Linked DNA regions of Homo sapiens: region 2 is linked to region 1. A link is a contact called in ENCODE Hi-C or POLR2A ChIA-PET data. All regions are on one chromosome and are shown on one strand. Each heading gives the region's core, a stretch centred on a gene start or an enhancer-like site at or near the end of the contact. The rest is flanking DNA. Distances are from core to core; before and after follow the strand shown.

Region 1 (7,218 bases), core at 2,403-4,902:
CGAATGCCTATATTAGAAAAGAAAGTTCTGAAATCCATTTCCTAAGCTTCCACCTTTAGAAAAAAGAAAAAGTAAAAACTAAAATAAAAATAAGCAGAAAATAATAAAAATTAGAGTAGATATCAATGAAATAGAAATTAGAAAAGCAACAGAAAAAAAAGTCAATGAAAACAAAAGTTAGTTCTTTAAAAAGACAACAAAATTGACAAACCTTTAGCTAGACTAACCAAAGCAAATAAATACATACACAGAAAAGGAAAACTGACTTGAATTAGGAAAACTAGGAACAAAAGATGAAATATCACTATTAACTTTACAGAAATTAAAACGATTAAAAGGACATACTATAATATGAACAAATTTATTTCAACCAATTAGCAATTTAAATAAACATATTTCTAAAAAGATACAAATTACCAAATTCAAGAAGTCAATAAAAATCTAAATAGATGTATCACAAGTTAAAAAACTGAATTAGTAGCCTGGCACAGTGGCTCACACCTATAATCCCAGCATTTTGGGAGGTGGGTGGATCACTTGAGGTCAGGTGATTGAGACCAGCCTGGCCAACATGGTGAAATCTCATCTCTACTAAAAATACAAAAACTAGCTGGGTGTGGTGGTGCACACCTGTAATCCCAGCTACTCAGGAGGCTAAGGCAGGAGAATTGCTTCAACCCGGGGGGTGGAGGTTGCCATGAGCCGAGATCGTGCCACTGCACTCCAGCCTAGGCGACAGAGCAAGACTCTTGTCTCAAAAAAAATTAAAAAAAAACAAACTGAATTCGTAATTTTAAATCTTTAAATCCTCCCATAAGAAAAGACCAGGTCCAGATGGCTTTTCTATTCTAACAAATATTTCAATTCTATTATATATTTAAGGAGGAAATAATATCAATTGTTCACAAACTGTCTCAGAAAACAGGAGGAAAAACTTTCCAACTCATTCTATGAACATTACCCTGATACTAAAACCATACAAAAACATCATAAGAAATCTACAGACCAATATCCCTCATGAACATAAGTGCAAAAGTCCTTAACAAAATATTAGCAAATGAAAGCCAGCAACACTTAAAATGATTATTTATCATGAACAAGTAGGTCTGAGATGTTTCTGAGTGTACATTTTTTTAAAAGGTGGGAAAGAGAATCTACAAAAGCAGTAAAAAAAATACTGGCAGGCATCATGGACCAGAAATTGTGAGAAATTACTAGATGATAGAAAAGAACAGAAATTAAATTAAATACAGAAATACCACAAAAGAGTCAGCAGCATCAATAAAGTGTTAAAGCCTCGCTAGCCACCATCCACCCAAGCTAACTCAGCAGCCTGGTTCTTTCCACAAAGTTGAATAGTAACTTAGCTGTTTACTTGGCTCTTGCTTGCTCTGCCCCAGGACATGACCTTTTAAAGGGCAGGGACTGTCTTGCCCATCTTTGCAGTAACATGCCTTAGCTCTGTGCCTGGAACACAGGAGGCACCATTATCTCTTTGCTGAAAGAATAAACTAGAATGTGATTAATATGCTGTAAAATGATATCTGGACCCTAATGGGGGTCTGAAGATAATTTTCCAGGTAAGAAAGTATACCTTTTAAAACCTTTTAATCATTTTTTTTATTTTTTAAAAAGCAAAGAACATACCCTTATTTTATTGATATTTTATGAACTGGGTAATGACCAAATCTGGGAACACCACTGTAACTTACACCCTCTATAGAATAGAGAGAAATACAGAACAAAGGTAGGTGAGGGCCCCATAAGAGGCCACACTCCAAAATCCATACTGAATCTGTTAGCCTCTCCGAGACCTCTACTGTTGACACCAAGCTCAGCCTATTACCATCTCTTGCCTGAACTCAACCAACAAGCCTTCCCATTGGTCGTCTTCTTCTATTCTCACCCCTTCCAATCTATTTTCTACACAGAAGTCAAAGTGATATTAAAATATACGTCAGATGGCGGTCCTTCCCTGCCCCAAACTCTGCCCTGGCTTTCTGCTGCACATCAATAAAATCTCTAACACCGTCTTACTAGCAACATGGTCTCCAGATCAGCCCTGGCCCACCTCTCTTCCCCACAAGTGGGTCTGATGCTAGAAATGTAAGGTTGGTTCAACAGCTGAAAAATCAATGTAATACACATGTTCATGGAATAAGAATAAAGCATTTCACAAAATCTAAAATCCACTCATGATAACTACTCTCAACAAACTAGGAACAAAAGGCAACTCCTTCAACCAATAAGGGGCATCTACAAAACACCTCTAGCTGAGAACGTATGGAACACTACGTTAATGGTGACAGGCTGAGTGCTTTCCCCTTAAATCCCCCTTGTGCCTACAAGGCAAGGAGGCTGAGTGTTTCCATTGGTACCCAACAATATACTGGAGATTCTAGCAAAGGCCGGAAGGCAAAAACTGAACAAACAAAAAGCATCAAGAATGGAAGAGAAGAAGTAAAACTTTATTTACAGATAAAATGATCCTTAGTAGAAAATACTAATTAAGGGATCCACAAAAACTCTTAGAACTAATAAACAAGTTTTAAAGGGTTGCTAGATACAAGATCAATATTAGAAAATCAATTGCATTTCTATACATCAGGAAAAAACAATTCCAAAATTAAATTAAGAAAATAATTCCATTCACAACAGCACCAAAAAAAATTATATACTTGGTAATAAACTGAACAAAAGTAGTACAAAACTTATATGCTACAAACTGCAAAATACCGTTGAGAGAAATTAAAGAAGATCTAAATAAACAGAACGATATTTCATGTTTATAGATTTGAAGACAACACTGGTGAGATGGCACACTCCCCAAACTGATCTGCAGATTCAACACAATCCCTATCAAAATCCCAGGAGGCTTTTTTTGGTAGAAATTGACAGACTGATTTTAAATATTTATTGCTGTGTCATGCTGAAATTAATGTTGTATTCCTGACACAGAGTTACAATGCATTCTTTTTGGAATCCTGGTAGAATCCTACTCTTTTCACACCACTCCCAATCCTTTCTACCCCTTCCCTGGGAGCAAACATAAGTCTGTACACCTTATTTCCTTAGTGTCTCTAACTTTACAGTTGTTTGCATTGTTTACTTTTGTGCTAAATACACAATACCTTGAAACTTTTCAGCTACTTATAGAGTATTCTGAAAATGATTTTATTATTGCCACATAGTAATTACTTAGATTAGGCACAAAAATAACATTATGGTGTCAATTTCAAAAGAAAAACACAGTAAGTCCCCTTTAAATCATAGTTCTGTGCTGATGCACAATGACCTAACCTAAAATTTAAATGGGAATGGGAAGGAAGCCACCCACTCCACACCAAGCTAGTGACCACAGAGAGTCAATGACAGACTTGATATTTTTAAGCACTTGCTTTTTCCGGTACCACTAAAAATAGCTCTAAGTTGAGCTCCAGAGCACACTGGGTTGAGAACATACAGAAATCCCCCTTTATCCGCGGTTTAGCTTTCTGAGGTTTCAGTTACCCACAGTCAACTGCAGTCTGAAAATATTAAATGGAAAATTCCAAAAATTAACCGTCCGTAAGTTTTAAATTTCATGCCATTTTGAGCAGCATGATGAAACCTCATTGTATGAATCAGCCCTTAGTCCAGTGTACCCGCCCTGTCTACCCTCCTCGCCCATTAGTCACTTAGTCATTTAGGGTATTAGCTCCAGAAAACGTAGTGGATATAAGGTTGAGTGCTATTTGAGGTTTTAGGCACCCACGGGGGGTCTTGGAACATACTCCCACAGATAATAGGGGACTACTGTACAAATAAATAAAAGACAACATTTCAATGCCAAATTCCATTTGGTGTACAGTAAGTCTTCCTTTTTATATCCATTTTCTTTCTCTTGAGCTGTGGAATACACATACTCTGGTACGTACAAATAGGTTCAAACCATAATCCTGTTACTTATTGGCCATGCAACTTTGGGTTATTTACTCAACTATTTAGATCATCGAATTGCTGTTAAAGAAAAAAGAGTAACACCTAACTCAGGAGATTAATAGTGATTAAAATATCCCATATAATTCAATAACAATAACAGAAAAGTTAGTATTTACTTCTAATTTTTCAGTTCATACTACAAAATATTCCAAATGTAAACTCAATATAAATACTTCTGTAATTGATGAAGTTTTTTATTATCAAAATAACTGCAAACACAAACATGTTTGTTAACTCTAACACAGAGAAAAGGGCTCTTTATTGGGAGATAGATGACTTTCAGAAACTGTGAAGCACTATCTTCCTTGGACAATTAAAAAAATTAAAAGCAATTCAGATTCACTTGAAATATTAGTCCATTTTTAAGGCTAAGAACAGCATTCAGGATGTCCCACACACTTAAGTTAACTGCAATTATCAAACAACGCAACCTCTTAGACATTCCTTGTAACAATTGGGATCGAATCCTAGATATAGTCTAAAATCATTTTTTAAAAAGCAGAATTCATATCTTCCTAAGAAGGAGTTTAACCTGACTCTCTGATATGAGGATTAAAATCCTTTAACACCAAATTATTGTACTTATATTTTTAAACCCAGACTGGTCACTGCAAATAAGCAGCCTAGCTAGAAAGGACCTGGTCTCTACACGTGGGGTGAATCATGCTCACAGACCAGGGAGCCAAAATCAAACTGTGGTAAATTATGCTTAATAATACAAATAAACTTTGATGCTTCTGTTCTGAGATGTTTCTGAGTGTACATTATTTTAAAAGGTGGGAAAGAGAATCTACAAAAGCAGTAAAAAAAGATACTGGCAGGCATCATGGACCAGAAATTGTGAGAAATTACTGGATGATAGAAAAGAACAGAAATTAAATACAGAAATACCACAGAAAAATCAGCAGCATCAACAAAGTGGTCAAAGCCTCTGCTAGCCACCATCTACCCAAGCTAACTCAGTAGCCTGGTTCTTTCCACAAAGTTGAATAGTAACTTAGCTGTTTATTTGGCTCTTGCTTGCTTTGCCCCAGGACATGACCTTTTAAAGGGCAGGGATTGTCTTGCCCACCTTTGCAACAACATGCCTTAGCTCTGTGCCTGGAACACAGGAGGCACCATTATCTCCTTGCTGAAAGAATAAACTAGAATGTGATTAATATGCTGTAAAATGGTATCTGGACCCTAATGGGGGTCTGAAGATAATTTTCCAGGTAAGAAAGTATACCTTTTAAAATCTTTTAATCACTTATTTTATTTTTTAAAAAGCAAAGAACATACCCTTATTTTATTGATATTTTATGAACTGGGTAATGACCAAATCTGGGAACACCACTGTAACTTACACCCTCTATAGAATAGAGAGAAATACAGAACAAAGGTAGGTGAGGGCCCCATAAGAGTCCACATTCCAAAATCCATACTGAATCTGTTAGCCTCTCCGAGACCTCTACTGTTGACACCAAGCTCACCCTATTACCATCTCTTGCCTGAACCCAACCAACAAGCCTCCCCATTGGTCTTCTTGCTTCTATTCTCACCCCCTCCAATGTCACAGAAGCCAGTGATATTAAAATATACATCAGATCATGGTCCTTTCCTGCCCCCAGACTCTGCCCTGGCTTTCTGCTGCACTTCAATAAAATCTCTAACACCATCTTACTAGCAACATGGTCTCCAGATCAGCCCTGGCCCACCTCTCTTCCCCACCTCGCTACAATCTAATTACCTTGTCCTTCCTTCTGTCTGGCCCAATGAAGTGTCAAGTTATTTCTTCCCTTGGAGGCTTTGAATCTGCTATTCCTCGGTCAGGAATGCTCCTTCCCAACCCTCCCAACCGTAGACTCTTTCTTGTGTTTCAGAATGTTACCATCACATTTTCACAAAGGCCTTCCCTGACTTCAAGCAGATTCCCTATTTCTCAATTGTAGCATCCTATTTATTCCCTCCCTGCATTTACTTATTTAATTACTTATTCATTTATTTACATGTCAAACCACAGTGTGTACCTCCCACTAGAAAATAAATTTCATAAGAACAGGGGCTTTGATTTTATTTGCTGCTATATTCCCCATATTCCTAGCACCTAGCAGAGTCTAGCACATGGTAGGTGCACAGTAAATATTTTTTGACTTAATGTATTCCTTAAACTACCTCACTTGTTCAGTGGCCGCAGACCAGACTTGCAGCTGCACACAAACCTCACACTTATGATTCAGATTTGTTGCTTAGCAAAATTACAACAGTTGTGGACTTTTGAGGAAACTCACAAATCCTTGGAGGAAAAAAAAGTGAAATCCAAGACTGCTAGAGGTTTGTTGCACATTTAACATAATTTAAGTTTTCCTTAATGTCTTATAATTATCTCTGTGAATGCAAGTGATGGGAGTATTCTATAAGACATTACTGACCGAACGCCAGCTGCCCACAAGCTAAATAGCCCCAGTCTCTTACGCATTTTCAAATTTGTGTGTGTGATCTGCTATATAGCTGACACAGTTTTACAGAAATAAATGTAACATGCATAACTTAGACTATACAATAACATAACTAAATTTTCAGCAGGCATGTCAGAAGTCACGTAAGCAAATAAATATTGCCCTTCAAGATCATAAACCAGCAAAACCAATCCAATGATATGTGTTCATTCATATTTTTGAAATTTGTTTTGAAATTCCCTTAAGATCTTGATATAGAATTTTTTCATGGATTCTAGGGATCAAATCTACCCCCAAAATGATAAGGATATGATACCATCAATTATATTGAGAAGAACATGCCTCAAACTCTGAAGGCAAGTCTAAAGGAAAACATTTTTTTCATGTTTAAACAAGATTGGCATCCTCTGAGTAACATACTCAATGACAGCTCAGAGGCATTCTTGTAAGAATGATGTTCTTTTGTTTTTGGAATTATTTAGAAACTCGATTAGATCTTATTTGAACTTAAAAACCATGGAGTCTTTTTGGAATAAGTGTATTTTCAAGATTAACTAATCTGAAGGAATTAACAATGATCTGACTTTATAAATTTGGAATCTGGGTGTATTTGTTTAACTATTACATCATTTTCACATTTGAGAAGGTACAACCAGATCCACCCAGTTTGGCAAAACCAAATCTATGCCTTACCTGGTCTATTTGATGGGCCAGAAATAGTTTGATTTTGGTTCACATCATGATCCAGTAAGTCTGAAGGGGTGACTGCTTGTAGGGCTCAAACAGCACCAGCATATTT
Region 2 (6,705 bases), core at 1,144-3,643, 180 kb before region 1:
CTATGGACACCTTGATGGGCCAAACACCTTCACAAATAGCATCCCACTTCATCCTCGCCCTGAGAAGTCCGCATGGGTCTCTCCTTTTTATGATGCAATAAGTAAGCTCAGAACCACCCCGAGTAATCATCTCAAAGCCATGTAAGAAGGAACTTTCAGAGCTAGGGTTTCCACCCAGACCTAGTGAGCCTGGTCCTTCTGTCCCTTCAGAGAAACAGTGGCCATAAAGATCCCCTACTCCATCTAGTTGGTCCCCCCCATCTCCCCACAGTGAAGATCTCTGAAGTTTATCTGGAAGCTTTTTCCTTTGAGTTTCAGATTTGACTCTGGTTCCCAATTTGGCTGATGTCAGTTACTCACATTTGAATGTGAGTGATTTTGAGAACAGACTTTGGGCCTCTCTGCTCTATGGTGGTGGGGGTGAGGAGGCCAAGGAAACCTCATCTCAGCCTCAGAAAGGGGAAGCTGAGGATGCCAGTGAGAAGCTTGGCAGGATACCTTTATTTTTAGGGGCAATGGCCACAGAGTCTTTTTCCTCATGCTGCTTTGTCAAAAGAACAGATCCGTGCACATCCCACCTTCTCTGGAACTAAGGCTCCAATGATGCATGAGTCTTCATTTTCACAAGCAATAAGCACCTGCCTGTGGGTGTTTTCAATTATGTTAGAGAATAATTCTTTCCTGGTTGGGCAACTGGTTTGGATTATTAAGATGACCTTCGAAAGAATTCACAGAGCGGGTCCTTCATAGGGTTTCTGAAGTGATGCATTTTAATTGAGATTGTTTCTGCAAAGGAAAAGATTAGGTCAGTGATACCACTCTCATGTTTCCTGTTTGCTCCCTGCCACTGTGGTCTCCTGTCTTGGCCTTCCCAAACGGGACAGGTTGTGTCTGAAGGCAAGAAGAGAACCATCGGTTGGAAAATCTGGAGTCCTGGGGAAGGAAGGCTGTGAGACGGTTTGCCTGTGTCAGGGCTTGGGGAGCATGACATTTGTGTACCTGAGCAGGATGTCATTTCCCGCTGAATAACCCGGGCACCTACCCAGCCTTTATTTTGGCCCCGACTGTGTGTTAAATGCAACCAATATCTCCTCTGAAAGCTCCTAAGAACAATCTGAATTGATGGGGCTGTTTTGTTTCCAGCCAAAGGATGCTGGTGGCATCAGCGAGGAAGGCAAACCCCGTGACCGTAAGAGCTGAACAAGGAGGCGGGAGCCATCTCTGCTGGCCAGGGTGATCGGTGCATTCAGGGGTGAGGAATGACAAGAGCAGTGCCCTGAAATATTTGTTTCTCTTCTTGTCGTGTTTTTTCTTTGTTATCTGATGGCTTACATCTGACTTTCCCAACAGGCTGCAAAACAGTAATGATTGCTGCCTGGGGGAGGTGACCTTTAAGTGGAAATACTGTCCTTGTGGGCAAAAGGCCACAAACAAAAGGTCAACATGTGGACCAATGGGGAGCTGCCTTATTTGCCCACCTGGGGCCTTTACCCCGATTCGGCCTTGCCCTTCCCACCCCTCCTCCCCCCAAGCAGATGGATGGGAGGGGGGCTCCGACATCCACATCCAAGCGTTGAGTTCTTCCCTCTCCTCCTGGCCCTGACCGATTTTCCACAGAATCTGGTTTCATCCCAGTGTTGCACTCCTAGCAATGGGAGGGAGGGCTGGTGCCGCCCACAGTGAGTAGCTTTACTGTTGACGGCTCAAGTACTTCTAGCCACGGTGGGCTTTCCTTCAGCTCAGTCCCATCTTCAAGCTGGATAAACGCAGTCCTCAGGGGAGGGGCTCCCCTCCTTGGTGCCTCACCCCAGGCTCCTCCACAGTGGAGGGGCTTTCCTTGTGGTTCTCGGCCCTCTCATGAGTTCTCTCCCAGCTCCTTGGTCTTTGTCAGGCCTCTGCTCCTCTTCCTGGAGGCAGAATCTCTGTGTCCCTCAGCCTCTCCATGCTGCTTGGTTTGTGTCCTTGGGTGGAGCACCTTGGAGGCTCTCAGAGAACCTTCTCAGGCCAGCCCCAGTGTGTTTCTTGTGTGAAAGGAGGCCCTTGTTATGAGCTTTGGTTTCCCAGCACCTGAAGCATGATCTTGATATTTATGTGGAGAATTGCGTCTCTCACTCTTTTTTTTTTTATTTTTTGAGTCTTTGTGAAGAGCAAAACCACCTCTCTGAAAGGTAAGTGATGGTCAGATACTTCCTTTTTCCAGCCTGCCTTGCAGCTGGGGCTCAAAGAGTGGGGCTTCCCAGCCAGGTGAAGGTGCCAACACCAGACTCAGAGCTGGTGACTCAGGAGGGAAGGGACAGTGGTGGCCGCAGGAGCAGTGGCAGCCAGGCACAGCTCCTGGGGTGGGCGAGGTGTGGGTGCTCAGAGGTGGTGGCAGGGTTTCCCCATCAGCCCTGTTCTGTGGTGTGATTTGACTCATGGTTCCTCAAAGATCAGCTCTGTGCCTGTGTGTCCTCTAAAATGATTCGGAGCTGCCCCATAGCCTTTCACGAGACTCCCTTTCACTGAAATTAGCCAAAATAGGTGTCTGTTGCTTGCTACTAAGAACTTGTTGCAAACGGCATTTCCCTCTACTTGAAGCCCATTCTCAAGGTTTCTGTATCTTATTTTCCTTGTTGGCCGGCAGCCTCTACCCAAAGAAAGGGAGGGAAAGCCATCTGAATTTCCGAATGGATTTCTTTAAACACATGGCAGTGACAATACTCTTTACAAAGCCCAGGCTTTGGTTTCTTCAAGTAAATTGAAGGTGAAGGGGAGGGACAAAGGGGCAGCAAGTCTCTTGAGAAGCCCACGTGTGCCGTGGCACCAGAAGCATGGAGGGGCCCCAGCGGATGGGCCACACGTGGTTTCCCAGAGCCCCCAGTTTCCCAGGGTGGCGCAGCCAACGTTTCCATGCCATGTAGAGAGGACAGGTGTGCCTGAGAGCAGGCTGCAGAGCCTTGGTAGTGGGATAAAGAGAACACGGGGCACCTGCTTAGGTCTGGCAACTGGAGAGTGGAGAGGCCACAGATACAGGGGGTAGCTGGGTAGGTGTCAATGTCCTGGGGCCAATGAACATTGACTGTCTGGGTTGCAGACACACGGTGCCTCCCAACCCGGAATACACCTCACTCAAGTTTAACACCTGGTGAGAAAGAGAGGAAAGAGGAATAAAAAAAATCCATAACTGATTCCATTTTTACTTAAAGGACAGTGAGAAAATTTTGATAGTGACTGAATGTAAATAAGGGGTTAGGAGCTGCACTAAATTCAATCAAAAAAATTAAGTAAGTTATTTGCCTGTATAAGCCTGAAAAATTTCAACCTTCCTCACCTCTTGGGGTTACCATAGGTTTTGGAACAAGGTGGAGATTGGGGCTAGAAAACCCACCGTCTTCCAACTCGGCTTTATCCTTCTCTTTAAGAACCAGGCTTTCTGCACTTGATGTGGTTACATCTTTGAACTTACTGGCAAGAAACATATGTCTGTAAATTGGCCTTGAAAAGTGATACCCATATGCAGGTTATAGAGAAGGGCTAGGATCCTTATTCCAGGAAATCCTCTGCTTTCCTGGGAAGAAGATTACTGCAGTGAATGAAAACAAGATGAAACAAAACCAAAGGAATCAATACATTCCATCTGCCTTTGCTGCTTCAGCCTGTTTTGGGAAGCTCAGGTGCAGAGGTTGTTGAGAGCCTGCTGAGAAAGTTTGCCGAAAAGGTCAGCATTCTTGGTCATCAGGGCTAGCCCCAGATCTGCTATTGCAGGGACTCTCTTCTGCACCCTCCAGCTTTATATTTTCTGGAAACATCTCCCCTGATCAAGCATGAATGGGACTGACCAAACCCTGCCTGCTTTGACGGCATGTTACCTTGCACAATACTCAGGCTAATAACACACACCCTCCCATGGGTGTTTGTTGTTTGGGGCCCTCCACCTTCGAGGACAGACACTGTCCTGTTTTGAACTCGAGGCAGGAACTTTGACACCTGCCCTTGGCTGTCTCAGGAGCTCCAGGAAGTGTCACTTTATGCCATAGTGAAGGTGCTCTTCTGTATGGCCCCTGCCTTCCTTTGCAGTAGACAACTCACCCCTCTCCAAAAATGCCACCCATGTTCACACTGCTGTGTCTTTAGACACATTATCTCAGCCCAGGATGCCCATCAGCCTGCCCTACCCCACTCCAGCTCCCTGCCTACTGCAATAGGATGTCCTAGACTCTGCTAATGACCAGGCGCCACAGGATGGAGAAGCCAGCGCACAGGAAACACGAATGGTGAAATCCAAGAAGCCACCCTCCCTTTTTTTTTTTTTTTTTTTTTTTTTGATCTGTCTCAACAGATCCTCACTCCGTTGCCCAGGCTGGAGTGCAGTGGTGCGATCTTGGCTCACTGCAACCTCTGCTTCCCAGGTTCAAGCAATTCTTGTGCCTCTGCCTCCTGAGTAGCTGGGACCACAGGCATGTGCCACCACACCCAGTTAATTTTTCTATTTTTAGTAGATATGGGGTTTCACCATGTTGGCTAGGCTGGTCTCAAACTCCTGACCTCAAGTTATCCGCCTGCCTAGGCCTCCCAATATGCTGGGATTATAGGCGTGAGCCACCACACCCATCGCAAGAAGCTACTCTGAGCTGAAGATCAATCAGTTTATCTAAAATGGGACTGGAAGGCAAGGTGTGGCTTGGACATTGACCAGATGTGTGGTGGTGATGGATCATTTGACCTCTCTAGGCCTCTACTTGCTCAGCTCTGAGCTGATGGGGCTAGATGGATGAGTCCTGTCTGCCACATTAGCCTGCGACTGTAAGTCTGGGTTTGCTCCAAGATGGTTCACCCACATGGCTTGTGGCAGGAGGCCTCAGCTCCTTGCTGCATAGACCTCTCCATGGGGCTGCCTGAGTGTCCTCACAACATGGCAGCCAGCTTCTCCAGTGCTAGTGATTTGAGAGCGACAAGGGCAGAAGCCACAATGTCTTTTATAGCCGTACCATCACTCGACCTTACTCCATCGGTCACGTGGGCCAACCCTGATCCGATGTAGAAGGGGACCACACAAAGCATTGATACTAGGAGGTGGGACTACAGATGGCCATATTGGAGGTGGCTGTCACCAAGCTCAAAATCCAAACTTAGTTAGGCTCATCTGAATTATCAAGAAATCGATCTGGAGGATTTCCTAGGAGTTCCTGCCCGCAGGGTTTGTATCCTGCCCCTTCCGTGCCCAGGAGTGATAGGTCCTGTGGAGCTGGATACCAGAGAAAATCTTTTCATGACACCAGGCAATGCCAGACATAGAGTTGACAGTCAAGCAGGCGCCACAAAAGGGATCTGAGAGCCTAAGGCTTGGAAAGTCCAGAGGCTCAGCAAATGTAGGAGGGCCAAGTAGGAGCCAAGTTGGAGCTGAGTGCAGGAATACACGATTTCTTTCTTCTTCTTTTTTTTTTATTTTTGGAGGAGGGAATAAGTCATTCATAGTTAACATCAAAGTAAATGTGTTCAGATTAATACCTTGAATTATATTAATGTGCTTTCTTTTTTCACTCCTTATTTGTGATTTCCACCTACTTAGCCACAGTTTCCATTATCTTCATGAGCAGTAGCTGGAATGAAGGAGAAATGGAAAGTGGGAATGAAGACAGGATGCTGAGCTTCAGATACTTAAATAAACTCAAGAACAGGAGGACTGAAAGCCAAGATTTCAACTGCAAGAGCCGGGCCATTAAGAGAGGAAAGGGTTTCCTAAATTCGCATACATTTCTTTTAAATACAATAATCTTAGAGGACAAGCATGGGGTTTTCACCACACACCATAGTGTAGAGAAGGATTCACAAATGACCCAAGAGCAGTTCCCTGTCCCCCAGCAAGGTGAACAGCCCTTCTTGGGCTGGGATGTGGGGGGCAGAGATGAGAGACATTTTCAGTTAATGAGATTATTAGATTAAGACACTATACCTAGAGTGCAGGAGAGATTATGGACATTTCAGATGGTCCAAAGAAGAATCTGAAAGCTTGTGCTCCACTTTCTGTTTAGAATTCCAGGCAGAGACTGCCTTGCAAGGTGATCTACACCCATGCTGGGGGGCTTCAGTAGAGGAGAAATGATGGTGTGAAACGTTTAGATATGGAGGGAATCTGAGATGCCATAGAGGAGGTTCCCTGGGTTTCTGTGTGGCTTGGGTGAGATCTAGAACTTTCTGTGTGGGATGGGAGTGGGGAGCAGTAGTACTAAAAGGGTCGCGGGAGAGGAAGAGGTTGGTGCCTGGTAGGAGACAAACCCCTGCAGCTGGAGGCCAAGAGAGGATCACGGTGGGCAGAGCACATGGCCCAGGGGTGGAGCCGACCTCCAGACACCAGAAGAACAACCTAAGTTCCTCCCACACAGTCAGACTTGAAACTAGAGGACAGACAGAGAACCAGGAATGTCTACTTTGCCCCCATGAGGAATAGAAACAACTTCCTGACTATCCCTTGGTGGGACAGGAGGACTTTCAAGAGGATGAAACTCTGAAAAAGAGTTTACCCTGTGATTAATTAAATGAAATCCTCAATGGCCAGAGTAATTATACAAAGATTAAGTGTCAAATGGGAGAGAGTTTACCTGGAAGCAGTAAGATTCGTTGCTTTTATTGGTTCATTTGTTTTGTTTTCTGCTTTCGGTAGAAATGGATCTTCACGAGTCAGTTGAATTTGATTAAACAGAATTTAGCATTTCAGCCATTTGGGTG

The links. Hi-C counts contacts between places; a loop is a spot of excess contacts on that map. ChIA-PET counts read pairs that join two places held with the same protein, here RNA polymerase II (POLR2A). Pooled maps may share reads with other maps.
Region 2: a loop to region 1 is called in a map with no recorded cell type, with 4 times the contacts of the local background. The contact joins two enhancer-like sites. A Hi-C loop is called at or near these places in 5 of 37 single-sample maps with no recorded cell type and 5 of 50 pooled maps. POLR2A ChIA-PET finds 5 or more read pairs at or near these places in 1 of 52 experiments (activated T-cell).

The regions. Positions count from the first base shown.
Region 1 is chr15:99,320,630-99,327,847 of GRCh38, reverse strand. The region is part of intron 5 of LRRC28 (leucine rich repeat containing 28); the gene reads right to left. Among named protein-coding and RNA genes, the nearest start is that of LRRC28, 73 kb to the right of the region's middle. Within about 2 kb of position 3,652, at least 8 of the 41 ENCODE cell types and tissues checked have a DNase peak (open chromatin) inside an H3K27ac peak, as active enhancers do.
Region 2 is chr15:99,497,964-99,504,668 of GRCh38, reverse strand. It overlaps LOC105371019 (a long non-coding RNA gene), which reads left to right. Exons shown (of 3, transcript XR_001751710.2): 2 at 1,144-1,252; 3 at 5,549-6,705. Among named protein-coding and RNA genes, the nearest start is that of MEF2A, 65 kb to the left of the region's middle. RefSeq lists enhancers at 1-102, 1,753-2,002, 2,283-2,352, 2,403-2,492, 2,523-2,682. Within about 2 kb of position 2,393, at least 3 of the 41 ENCODE cell types and tissues checked have a DNase peak (open chromatin) inside an H3K27ac peak, as active enhancers do.